2 separate regions of the Homo sapiens genome follow, and region 1 is linked to region 2. Evidence: chromatin contacts called from ENCODE Hi-C data. All regions are on one chromosome and are shown on one strand. The core of a region is the stretch at or near the end of the contact, and the rest is flanking DNA. Distances in the headings are between cores, read along the strand shown. Region 1 overlaps TP73 (tumor protein p73). Region 2 holds the start of GNB1 (G protein subunit beta 1).

The links. A loop is a pair of places that touch in the nucleus more often than their neighbours do. Pooled maps may share reads with other maps.
Region 1: a loop to region 2 is called in a pooled map, with 2.9 times the contacts of the local background. The contact joins the enhancer-like site here to the promoter of GNB1 in region 2. A Hi-C loop is called at or near these places in 2 of 37 single-sample maps with no recorded cell type and 2 of 50 pooled maps.

The regions. Positions count from the first base shown.
Region 1 is chr1:3,677,409-3,683,058 of GRCh38, forward strand. TP73 (tumor protein p73) reads left to right here. Exons shown (of 14, transcript NM_005427.4): 2 at 4,925-5,022. The coding sequence starts at 4,958. Among named protein-coding and RNA genes, the nearest start is that of TP73-AS3, 11 kb to the left of the region's middle. RefSeq lists a silencer at 2,824-2,991 and an enhancer at 3,281-4,016. Within about 2 kb of position 1,588, at least 2 of the 41 ENCODE cell types and tissues checked have a DNase peak (open chromatin) inside an H3K27ac peak, as active enhancers do.
Region 2 is chr1:1,887,413-1,892,680 of GRCh38, forward strand. GNB1 (G protein subunit beta 1) reads right to left here and starts at 3,675. Exons shown (of 12, transcript NM_002074.5): 1 at 3,408-3,675. It overlaps GNB1-DT (GNB1 divergent transcript), which reads left to right and starts at 3,768. Exons shown (of 2, transcript NR_168264.1): 1 at 3,768-3,971; 2 at 4,488-5,268. RefSeq lists an enhancer at 1,188-1,687 and silencers at 2,990-3,179, 3,740-3,929, 4,050-4,149, 4,210-4,459.

The sequences.
Region 1 (5,650 bases), core at 338-2,837, 1.8 Mb after region 2:
CATGGAAGTTGGGGCAGGGTCGAGGTGCCCTGCTTCCTGGGTGTGCCAGCAGCCTACAGCCTGGCTACAGCGTAACCAGGAACACCCAGCACAACTGTCCTTTGCAACTCTGTGCCCTGACTTGATGGTGCCAGGGCTGGGGGGGTGCCGGCCAGCAGCTCCCCAATGACCACCCCCAAATGCTGTGGCCACACAAAGCCTTCCACTGCAAGACCTGTGGTAATACACACTGGACGCCCCTGTTACAACTGAGAACTCATTTATTTCATTTCCTTCCTTCCCTTTTTTTTTTTTTTTTTTTTAGAGTTGTGGTCTAGCTCTGTTGCCCAGACTGGAGTGCAGTGGTGCAATCATGGCTCACTGCAGCCTCGAGCCCCTGGGCTCAAGTGATTCTCCCACCTCAGCACCCTGCGTGGTTTGGACTGCAGGCACATGCCATCACGCCCTCATGCCCAGCTAATATTTTTTTAAGTTTTTGGAGAGCTGAGGTCTCCCTGTGTTGCCCAGGCTGGTCTCAAGCCCTTGGGCTCAAGTAATCCTCCCTCCTTGGCCTCCTAAAGTGTTGGGATTACAGTTATGAACCACTGCACCCAGCCCATCCCTCCTAGACTAAATCTTCTTAGAAAAACCTACACTTCCAATAATGTATTTGCATTTTATGATGTTGATAAAACTTCCTAAAGATGTCTTATGAAATTGGTCTCCTTTCCCCATTGATACACATGATTTTTAAAACTATTGGCAACGTTTCAAAAGCAATTTCTGTTTTGTCCCAGAACCGTGATCCCCTTGTGAACGAATTTTCAAATTAAAAGGCAAATGGTTGGGAAAATTGGATTTAATTGAAAGGCCATTTTATTAGAATTGACTTATTTTTCTCGCCACTGGGATCCTTGCCTGAAAGGCGGCTGTGGGCAGAGGGCACATACTCCCCCTGCCCCAGCGCAGCGTCCCTGCACCCCCAACAGAGCTTCCTGTTCCTCATGCCCAGTACTCCCAGATGCCTGCGGAGCCAGTCATCAGCTCAGGTGTGTGAGGCCGGTTGGGGGAGCCCCTGCCTGGCGCCTGTGCCTGTGAGCAGTGTTCCTGTGGGGCCCTGGGACCAATGCTACCAGCGTTGGCGTTTTCCCAGGAAGTTGGGAATCAGGCATCTCGTGGCTTCCGGTTCAAGTTCCTCCGTGTGCTTTAAGTCTGGGCAGGTTTCCGGGTCCTGGTTTTGGCTAATGAGGAACCCGATTCCCATGGGGGAGGCCGGTGGCTGCAGCAGGGCCCCGAGCAGTGGCAAGGCTGGCCCTCATGACAGTGTCCTCCTCAGGGGGCCTGTCCCAGGCTCTTCATGACTCCCCTGGAGGCTTGTTAAAGGGGCAGATTCCTGGGCCCTGCCCCAGCCCCACTGTGGGGAGGGGTGTCCTGGAAGATGCATCTGCCCAGGGCTTCCGGCTGGTCCACACGCCTGCACCTGGAGGCCCACTGCCCACATCTCAGGCAAACAGGCCTGGGGATGTTTGGGGACCCAACTCCTGGCGTGGAGGAAGCCCCTTTCCCACCCCACATGCTCCTGGTGGTGGCCTGTCCTGTGAGCCTGGAGGGCCGGACGGGTGGGATCGGGGACCCACGACCACGCTCGCTGGCCTCTGTCCTGTGCCCAGGCAGGGATGAGAGGCCAAGCTGGTGTCCTGCAGTGCACAGTGGGTGCCGGTCAGGGGATGTGGAAGCTGGGTCTCCGGCAGGCAGAGGCGCGCTGACAAGAAGGGTCGCTGTTCCTCATTCAGGGTTCAGTGGGAAGAGAGGGTGTCGCTTCAGGGGGAGTTCACAGGATGCCGACTTGAAAATACAGCCAACGCCCATGTCCCAGGCATAAGATCACAAATCATGTTTTGCCGACCAGTTCCTGTGAGCCCTGAGCCCTGCGCGGAGGGATGCCCCGTGCACACCTGTTCACGGAACCCCTGGACCTCCAGTAGGGGTGCGGCGGGATGCCGTCGGCTCCCACGCTGTCTGTCTCCCTGTCCCTCTCTCTTTCCCTCTGTTTCTCTGTCTGTCTCTGTCTGTCTCTGTCTCCCTGTCTCTCTCCATCTCTCTCTGTCTCTCTCCCTGTCTCTCTGTCTCTGTCTCTCTCCATCTCTCTGTCTCTCTTTGTCCTTGTCTCTCCCTGTCTCTGTCTCTCTCACTCTCTGTCTCTCTTTGTCCTTGTCTCTCTGTTTTGTCTCTCTTTGTCCCTGTCTCTCTGTCTCTGTCTCTCTCTCTCTTTGTCCTTGTATCTCTCTGTCTCTCTTTGTCCCTGTCTCTCTCTGCCTTTGTCTCTCTCCGTCTCTCTTTGTCCCTGTCTCTCTCTGCCTTTGTCTCTCTCCGTCTCTCTTTGTCCTTGTCTCTCTGTTTTGTCTCTCTTTGTCCCTGTCTCTCTGTCTCTGTCTCTGTCTCTCTTTGTCCTTGTATCTCTCTGTCTCTCTTTGTCCCTGTCTCTCTCTGCCTTTGTCTCTCTCCGTCTCTCTGTCTCTCTTCCTGTCTCTCTCTATCTCTTTCCCTGTCTCTTTCTGTCTCTCTTTGTCTCTCTCTTTGTCCCTGTCTCTCTGTCTCTCTTCCTGTCTTTCTCTTTCTTTGTCCTTGTCTCTCTCTCTCTGTCTCTCTCTTCCTGTCTCTATCCCTGTCTCTATGTCTCTGTCTCTCTTTGTCCTTGTTTCTCTCTGTCTCTCTGTCTCTGTCTCTCTCTGTCTTTGTCCCACCTTAGCCTTGGGAGGGGACAGCTCACAGGCTGACAGATGAGGTCATGTGTCCTGAGCATGAGGTTTTCAGGTCTCACCCACGCTGTAGCATGTCAGAGCTTCGTTCCTTTTCATGGCCGCGTAATGTTCCATTGCTTGCTGGCACCACATCTCCTGTGCCCGGCCCTCTGCTGATGGGCGTCTGGGCTATGTGCACCGTTCAGCTACCAGGAATGGTGCTGCTGTGAAGGGAGCTGGGATTTTGTCATCCACCTGCTGTGGATGGCAAGTCCATTTCCATCTCTGGACTCAGGTGGCCCATCTACAAAATGAAGGGGATGCGACCCAGAGGCCTCTGGCGGCAAAACCTTCCCAGGCTTGTCCTCTTGGATCTAAGGGAATTTCTTTCCTCCGAGTCCAGCCCCTCCAGTGCTCCTGCCCTTCAGGAAACATGCCTGGGACCCCTCACTTGTGCCCACCCAGCCTTGGCCCACATACCTGCACCAAGAGGCTACCCTACTCATACTGCTCAGCCCAAAGGGACCCACCGTGGGGTATGGGCAAGGGCGGGTTCTGCTCTCCCCCGGGGCCCTGTGCCAGCCTCAGCTGGACCTGCGGTTCTGCTTCCTGTCACACTCTCCCATTTTAAATTAACGGAATGGTGCGGTCCCCATGCACACCCTCAGCTCCACTGGGGTTTTAGCCCAGCCCAGGATCGGAGGCCTGCAAGGGCACACCCACCTGGCCACGTGATGGTGAAGTGGGGTGGGGCAGGGCAACCAAATTAACTTCTAATTCTAAGAGCCCCTGGAGCATTCATCACCAGCACTTACAGCCGTGTGACCTCACACAAGTCACTTAACCCCTCTGAGCCTTGGGGCTCCTGAAAAGTGGATGGAGCGGTCACGCCCACCTGGGAGAGGTGGCTTGGGCCAGCACCCTCTAAGCTGCTTGTCCCAGGCCATCATGGCTCACGGACCGCCCCTCAGCCTGGCCTGTGCCACTTCTCCAGGGCCCGGCACGTGGCAGCCACAGGCTTCTATCAGCTCCCGCCTGCCTGGGGAAGGACAAAAACGACAGGTTCCAGGCCATGGCCTGCACCCCCGCTGGCCGTGGGCAGGTCCAGGCCTGCCTGCCTGAGCATTGCAGGGCGGTGGCCAAGCCTGTCCCATAGCACCTCACCGAGGACCTGGGAGGCTGGCCCAGGGGAGAGGTCACCTCAGCCGGGGCTGGGGGCTGTGGGCAGGGTGGGCTCGGGTTTCCCTGTCCCCTCCCCCAGCTGTGCTCTGCCTGGACACTGCCACCTCCTCATGGGTGTCCAGGGCCACTGGGAGCTGGGCCCAGGGGTTCTCAGGGGAGCAATGGTGGAGACAAAGACCAGCGGACGGGCGCTGGGGTCAGAGCTCTCCAATCCCTGGGTGTCTCCTTCTCAAGGCGTGACCACCCAGGCAGTGGCCGGCTGCAGGACAGGGCAGCTTCAAGTTCCCAGCCTTGCCAGGCTTCCCTGTGGCCCTGGGGTGCAGGAAGGAGCCCCAGCTCAGAAGGCGAGGGGGCGTCTGTGTCCTGCAGCAGTGGGCACAGCTAGGCTCTAGCCGGGGGCTTGGCTGCAGCCTCCAGCGCAGCCCTCACACACGCTGTTCCCAAGATGGGGTGACCGGGACCGGAGCCACCTCCAGGTCCCGGGCATCAGGGAGACCCCAAACCTGGCTGCATCCCCCAGGCCAAACCCAGACACAGGGGATCGTAACAGACCACAGGCCTCACACACTTGTTCCGGCCCAAGCATCCCCCAGGCCAAACCTAGACACAGTGGATCATAACAGACCACAGGCCTCACACGCTTGTCCCGGCCCAAGCATCTCAAAGAGTCTGCTCTCCTGAAGGCCCTCAAGGCAGCCCCAGGAGCGGGTGTTGCTGTCACCCCCTCTTCCAAGGCGACGGCTCTGAGAAGCTCCTGCCTGCCCAGGGCACCCCCACGGATGGGTCTGATCCAGGCCCGCCACCTCCAAGGCAGAGCTGCCCACCTGGCCTTCGGTTTCCAGCCGCGGGGAACAGGGTGGACGAAATGACAGTGGAGAGGGCACAGGGAGGGCAAGGCGGGGGCACCTGCTCCAGGGATGCCCCAGGCAGGCCCACTTGCCTGCCGCCCCCACCGAGGCTGTCACAGGAGGACAGAGCACGAGTTCCCAGGGTGCTCAGGTGTCATTCCTTCCTTCCTGCAGAGCGAGCTGCCCTCGGAGGCCGGCGTGGGGAAGATGGCCCAGTCCACCGCCACCTCCCCTGATGGGGGCACCACGTTTGAGCACCTCTGGAGCTCTCTGTGAGTGCGCTTGGCTGGCCAGAGCTGGGGGCCCCCCTGGGAGGCACTCTGGGCTAGCCTCAGCCACCTTCGCTGGGCTAACTGGGCCAGAGCAGGAGGGGTGGCCCCGGGAGGACTCTGGGCTAGCCCCAGCCACCCTCACTGAGACTTTGGGCTAAACTTGGCAACCCTCACTGGGATTCTGGGCTAGCCTCGACCACCCTTGCTGCACTAACTGGACCAGAGCAGGAGAGGTGGCTCCACACTAGTCTTGGGCTAGCCTTAGCCACCCTCATCAGCTTGGGGACAGGGCGGGTCGGAGGGGCAGGGAAGAGGGACTGCTGCCCTAGGCCTTCCCTGGGGATGCAGGACCAAAATTCAGACTCTTTTCTCTGGCCAGCTCTGGAGAGGGCCCATGGCCAGCAGAGGCCCAGAATAACAGAGCCCATGACTGGCTCTGCCTCTCTGGCACTCACAGCAGCCCTGGAATGGCAGGTGGAGGACAGAGATGGGATGAGAGGGAATGGGAAGGGCAGGAGACGTAGGCCTCACCAGGAGTCTCAGGCTAGCCTTGAGCTCTGGGCCTGGGAGGTATTGGGGTGACACCCAAACTGGGGACTGACGCTTCTATTTTCCTCTCCCTGCCCCA
Region 2 (5,268 bases), core at 2,425-4,924:
GGACCAACACACACATAAAATAAACCAAAAGACCCAGAAATTTTTAGCAAAGCAAAGGGAAGAGAACAAAGCTCTGGTACTTTTGCAGGATAGTACAACATCTCCTTTGAGAAATAAATTAACTTTTCAAATTCTGTTTCTCAAGTGATCAACATAAATCTACCTAGATGATACTAGCTTTGAAATCAAAGTCATTGGGCATCAAAAGGATTTACAGAGGTTTTTACTCTTTTGAGACACAGTCTCACTCTGTCGCCCAGTGGCACAATCTCGGCTCACCGCAACCCCTGCCTCCCGGGTTCAAGCGATTCCCGTGCCTAAACCTCCCGAGTAGCTGGGATTACAGGCGCCCACCACCACGCCGGCTAATTTTAATATTTTTAGTAGATACGAGGTTTCGCTATGTTGGCCAGACTGGTCTCAAACTCCCAGCCTCATGTGATCCGCCCGCCTCCACCTCCCAAAGTGCTGGGATTACAGGCGTGAGCCACCACACCCAGTGGGTTTTACTCTTAAAAACAAACAATAAAAAAACCACACACTATTCTGCAGTCTCTTGAATCTTCTAAGATTAAAATTAAATCTGAGAAAATTTACTTCAACTTTCCCACCCACCAAAAAAACAGAATTAACTGAAGATATCAAAGAAAAAACAATATTTTAAAGGTATCACTGAAGAGCACTGTCAGTACTTGTCTGATGAGATAACTATGGTTCTGTCATAAATTCAGATTACGCGAGAGAAATAGCTTTTGGCCAGTGGATGTGCTCTTTTGAGAAAGTCAATTCTGAGCTGAAATTTCATGTTGGAACAGTTTCCTCTATAAGACTCATCTTGAAAGGTTCCCGCAGAAGATAAAATGTCATCCTCACACTGGGCCTGGGCAGTGCGCACTTAACTGGGAGGGGGCACAGGCACCTCAGAACTTAACTGGTTTTCCAAACTCTCAATCTCAAAAAAAAAAAAAAAGGCGGGCGGGGGGAGCACTTTCAGTGTTGATGAAACCAAATGCTCGTAACCTGGGACCACCGCCCAACACCTGCAGTCCAGCCTTCCCCCAGGGTTGACAGCATCAGCCTCTGGACCCTGCAGTTGCAGTTCATTTCTGCGCAGCTCTAATCGTTAGAAAGTTCTGCCTTACCGGCTGGGCGCGGTGGCTCACGCTCGTAATCCCAGCACTTTGGCAGATCAAGGCGGGTGAATCACCTGAGGTCTGGAGTTGGAGACCAGCTTGGCCAACATGGTGAAACCCTATCTCTACTAAAAATACAAAAAATTAGCCGGGTGTGGTGGTGGTAGCTGTAATCCCAGCTACTCGGGAGGCTGAGGCAAGAGAATCACTTGAACCCGGGGGCGCGGAGGTTGCAATGAGCCGAGATCGCGCCACTGCACTCCAGCCTGGGCAACAAGAGCGAAACTCCATCTCAAAAAGTAAAGAAAGTTCTGCCTTAGCATAAACCAAGACAAAACCCACCATTCAGTCCTACCCTGGGGAGGCTCTCAGACCTGTCTCCATGTCAGTGGCACCACCTCCATCCCCAGCCTCGAACCCAGCGTTAGCAAAGAAGGAACCGCCTATCCACTTTCTTGATATACATACCTTCCCAAAGAATCCAGAATAGACTATGCATGTCAATAGCATGAAAATTAAAACCTTACTTTCAATAAAGAGCTCCTCCCTCTCCCAAAAGACTATCACTTCAGATTAGAAAATAACTTATGCAAAAACCTTATCAATAACAATGCTTGCTCCAAAGACCTTATTCAGTATGCAGTTCACTGAAACTTTCCACAAAACTAATACGTCCATTTGCTAATCATGAAAAATAATCTTCATATTTTCTTAATTAATAATCTCACCAGCAACTGCTTAATCACCTAATACTATTTGAGACTAATGTTATCAGATAGATAGCAACATGAAAATACAATGAACCAATGCTCCCCAAAAGAAAACCATAGGTTACCATTTCTACACTATTTACCCATAAGTCCAGTACTGTACACCCTAACTGTAAATGTACACCAACTCCCTTTTCAAAACACAAATTTTAACATCGGCGTTTTCCTTCAGGAGCCCATTTCACAATCTTAAGAAAAAGCTTCCATGAAGACAGGCTGGGCACGGTGGCTAAGGCCGCTAATCCCAGCACTTTGGGAGGCTGAGGCGGGAGGATCGCTTGAGCCCCAGAGTTCGAGACCAGCCTGGTTAACAGGATCTCTTTTACAAAGAGATCCCATCTCTTAAAAAAAAAAAAAAAAAAGGCTTCCATGAAGATGAATTAAGCAAACAAAAGCTGATACTGCTTCTGCATGCTAACCATGTAATTTAACGGACACAAGAAATGTTAAAATATCATTTGAATCAACTATCGATTCACAAGAAAAAATATAGCAGGTTCTTAAAAGTCAAAAGCCTCAGCCGACAGCCCTGTGGAATTTTCAACAGATCTCCCCACTCCCCACCCCCACCCCGCTTCCAGCCGAAAAGCCGATCCAGGCAAGAGGAAGACACCCAGCCTTTGTGCTATTTCCTGTCCTCTCCCCCACCTTCGGGCCTTCGGAATATCGCAAACCGGGCCCCGAAACTCGGCGCGGCGGCGGCCGCCCCACAAAGGCAGCGGTGGGAGCGCCATCTTGGCGCGGCCACCGGGCCCATTCATTCGCGGGGCCGGGCCGGGGTCCGCGCAACCCTCGAGTCGACACGCGCGGGGCGCCAGCGCCGGACAGACCCGGGCCTCGGCAGGAGAAGGGCGAGGCCACAGCGCGACTGCCTCAGCGGCTCGACACAGCGAAAAGGGCCGAAACCGTTATTTTCCCATTTCCCGACGCCGCGCCCGGCTTCCGCTTTAAATCCCTACTCCGACCGCGGCGCGCGGCCCGGCTTCCCCATTTCATTGTTCCCCTTCCCCACGCTCGCGCCCCGCGGCCGCCCGGCCCTCAAAGTCACCCCGATAGGCGGCCCGCGCGGGGGCTCCGGCCGCCGACACCGCCCCGCCTGCAGGCCCGCCCGGCCTTTGTTCTCGCGCCGCGGGCCCGAGAGCCACGTCCGGCTCCCCACGCAGGGCCCGGCCCCGCCCGACCCGCGCCCCCGGGGCCCCGGCCGCCGCCACGGGAAGCGCCCGCGGCGCACACAACCCCGCACCCCGGTGCCGAAACTCGGCCCCCAGCCTTGGGCCTGGGACCCCGGCTCCTCTCCCTAGACCCCGCCCTCGACCCCGACCCTGCACCCCGAACCTCGGACCCCAGCCCCCGGCCCCCCCTTCGGACGCCGCCCGCCGCACCCGGGCGGGGCAGGAAGACGCGGCCCCGACCGGCGGGTGGGGTGGGGGCGGGGCGGGCGCCCCCAGGGCGGGCGGGTGGACGAACAGGACCCGGGTCCGGGGCTGGGGGCTGCCGCGCTCACCTCAGCGCCCTCGTCGCGGCCTGACGCGCCCACACCGCCGCCTCGGCCGCCGCTCGGCAGGTCGTCGCGCTCGGGCCGCGCTGCGCGCTCCGCGGGCGCTGCGGGCAGGTGCGCGCCGGCGAGGCTCGGTCCAGTCCCGCCGCGGCGGCTGCTCCACTCCCGGCCCCGCTCCCCACTCGCCGCCCGCTCCCGCTCCCGCCGCCGCCGCCGCCGCCTCCGTCCGCCCCTCAGACGCCTCCAGCCATCGGGATGGGCGCGGCGGGCCCCTGCCCGCAGCCTCGGAAAACCCCACGCGCTCGCGTCACCACGCACGCCGCGCGTCGCGCGCGCTCGCCAGGCCCGACGGGCACGCGCACGCCTGTGCGCGTCCAAACCGCATCGGGCCCCGAGCGCGTGTCCGAGCGGCTTAAAGGGGCCGTGCTGCTGCCTTCGGGTACCGCTGCCCCGGGAGACCCCCGGCGGCCCGGCCCTGCGGGGACCGGGCGGGATGGGGACCGGGGCAGTGGACCCTCGGAGTTGGGATGGGGCGGGGGGAACGCGGGCGTGGAGCCCTCCGGGGACAGGGTAAGGTTGGGTAACCGTGGGCGGGGGCTCCTCCAGGGGCGGGGGTGGGGTAACGGCGGGCGGGGGGCACTCAAGCGACAGGGCAGGGGCGGGAAGGCCGCGGGCGGGGGCGGTCCCTCCGGGGACGGGGCGGGTGGGGGCACCGCGGGCGAGATCGCTTCCTGCAGAGGAGGCAACAGGCCCCGCTAGCAGGTCAGGGTCCCGGGCAGGCGCAGGTGCCCCCCGGCCTCTCAAGCAGGGACTGCGGCGAGCTCAGACGCGGCTGACGGGCAGAGACTCGCGCTTGGGCTCAGTGCGTGTGAAGTGGGCCTCGGGCTGCGGAGGAGGGCAGCACCCCGTGGCTCCTCGCGCTGCTGCGAGCAGGGCCGCCTGGCAGGGGCGGGGGCCGGTGGGCGGGAGTGTCGGGGTAAGGCCGCGGACTCCTCCCATGCCGCTGAGCAGTGGACAGCGGGGACTGGAGACCTCCAGGTGAGGAAGGGGAACGAAGTCAAGAAGGCCACATGTCCTGGCTTCCAGGCTTGGTGTCCTCAGAAGCCTCCAGAACGTCCATGGAACCCGCCCCTGCGCCCACCGCCTCCTGCTGTCTTTCCAGCTGAGTTCCGGCTGCCCCTCACCCTCGGCTTCTTCACTCTGCCTCTCCCCAGCCAGCGCCCTGCTCCCCGGTCCTCAACCACCACCTTCCACCTGCCTGGGCCTTCATCGCCTCCGAGCTCCCCTTCCACACCAAACCTGGCGTCCGTTTTCCTCCAGGCCTGCACCAGCACAGCTGAAGGGGAGAGAGACCCAACCTCATCCACTGGGCCTCCCCTCAACCAGGGCCACAACCTCAAGGGGCCATGCCACCTCCAACACCTATTTCCCACCTTCTACTCTCTCCACACCCTGGGACACCACCCGCCTCTCTCAGCTGACGTTTTCCTTCTTGTTTTGTGTGCATGGTGCTTGTGTGAGAAAGTGGACACACAGTAAGTGCGGCTTCCAGATGCGTCCGCCACCTGCCCTCCGTGCCACGCGCTTCCCCCTACCTAGGGGAGCCTCCACCAGACAGGGAACCCACGCCTTGCCACCCTTCTCTCTCCCTCCCACTTCACCTGTCCGCATCATTTCTGGAGCCCTTTCTTTCTGGCACGAGATGCTCCAGGGCCCTGTTGTATTCTCCCTGCCCCAGCCTGAACCCAGCTATTTCTGCTGCAGCCTGGTTCATTGTGGGAGAATGTCATGCAGAGCCCGGGATCTGGCTCCGGATGTGCTCATTGCTACTGGGGTGTCATTGCAGCTGGCGGAGCAAGGGAACACA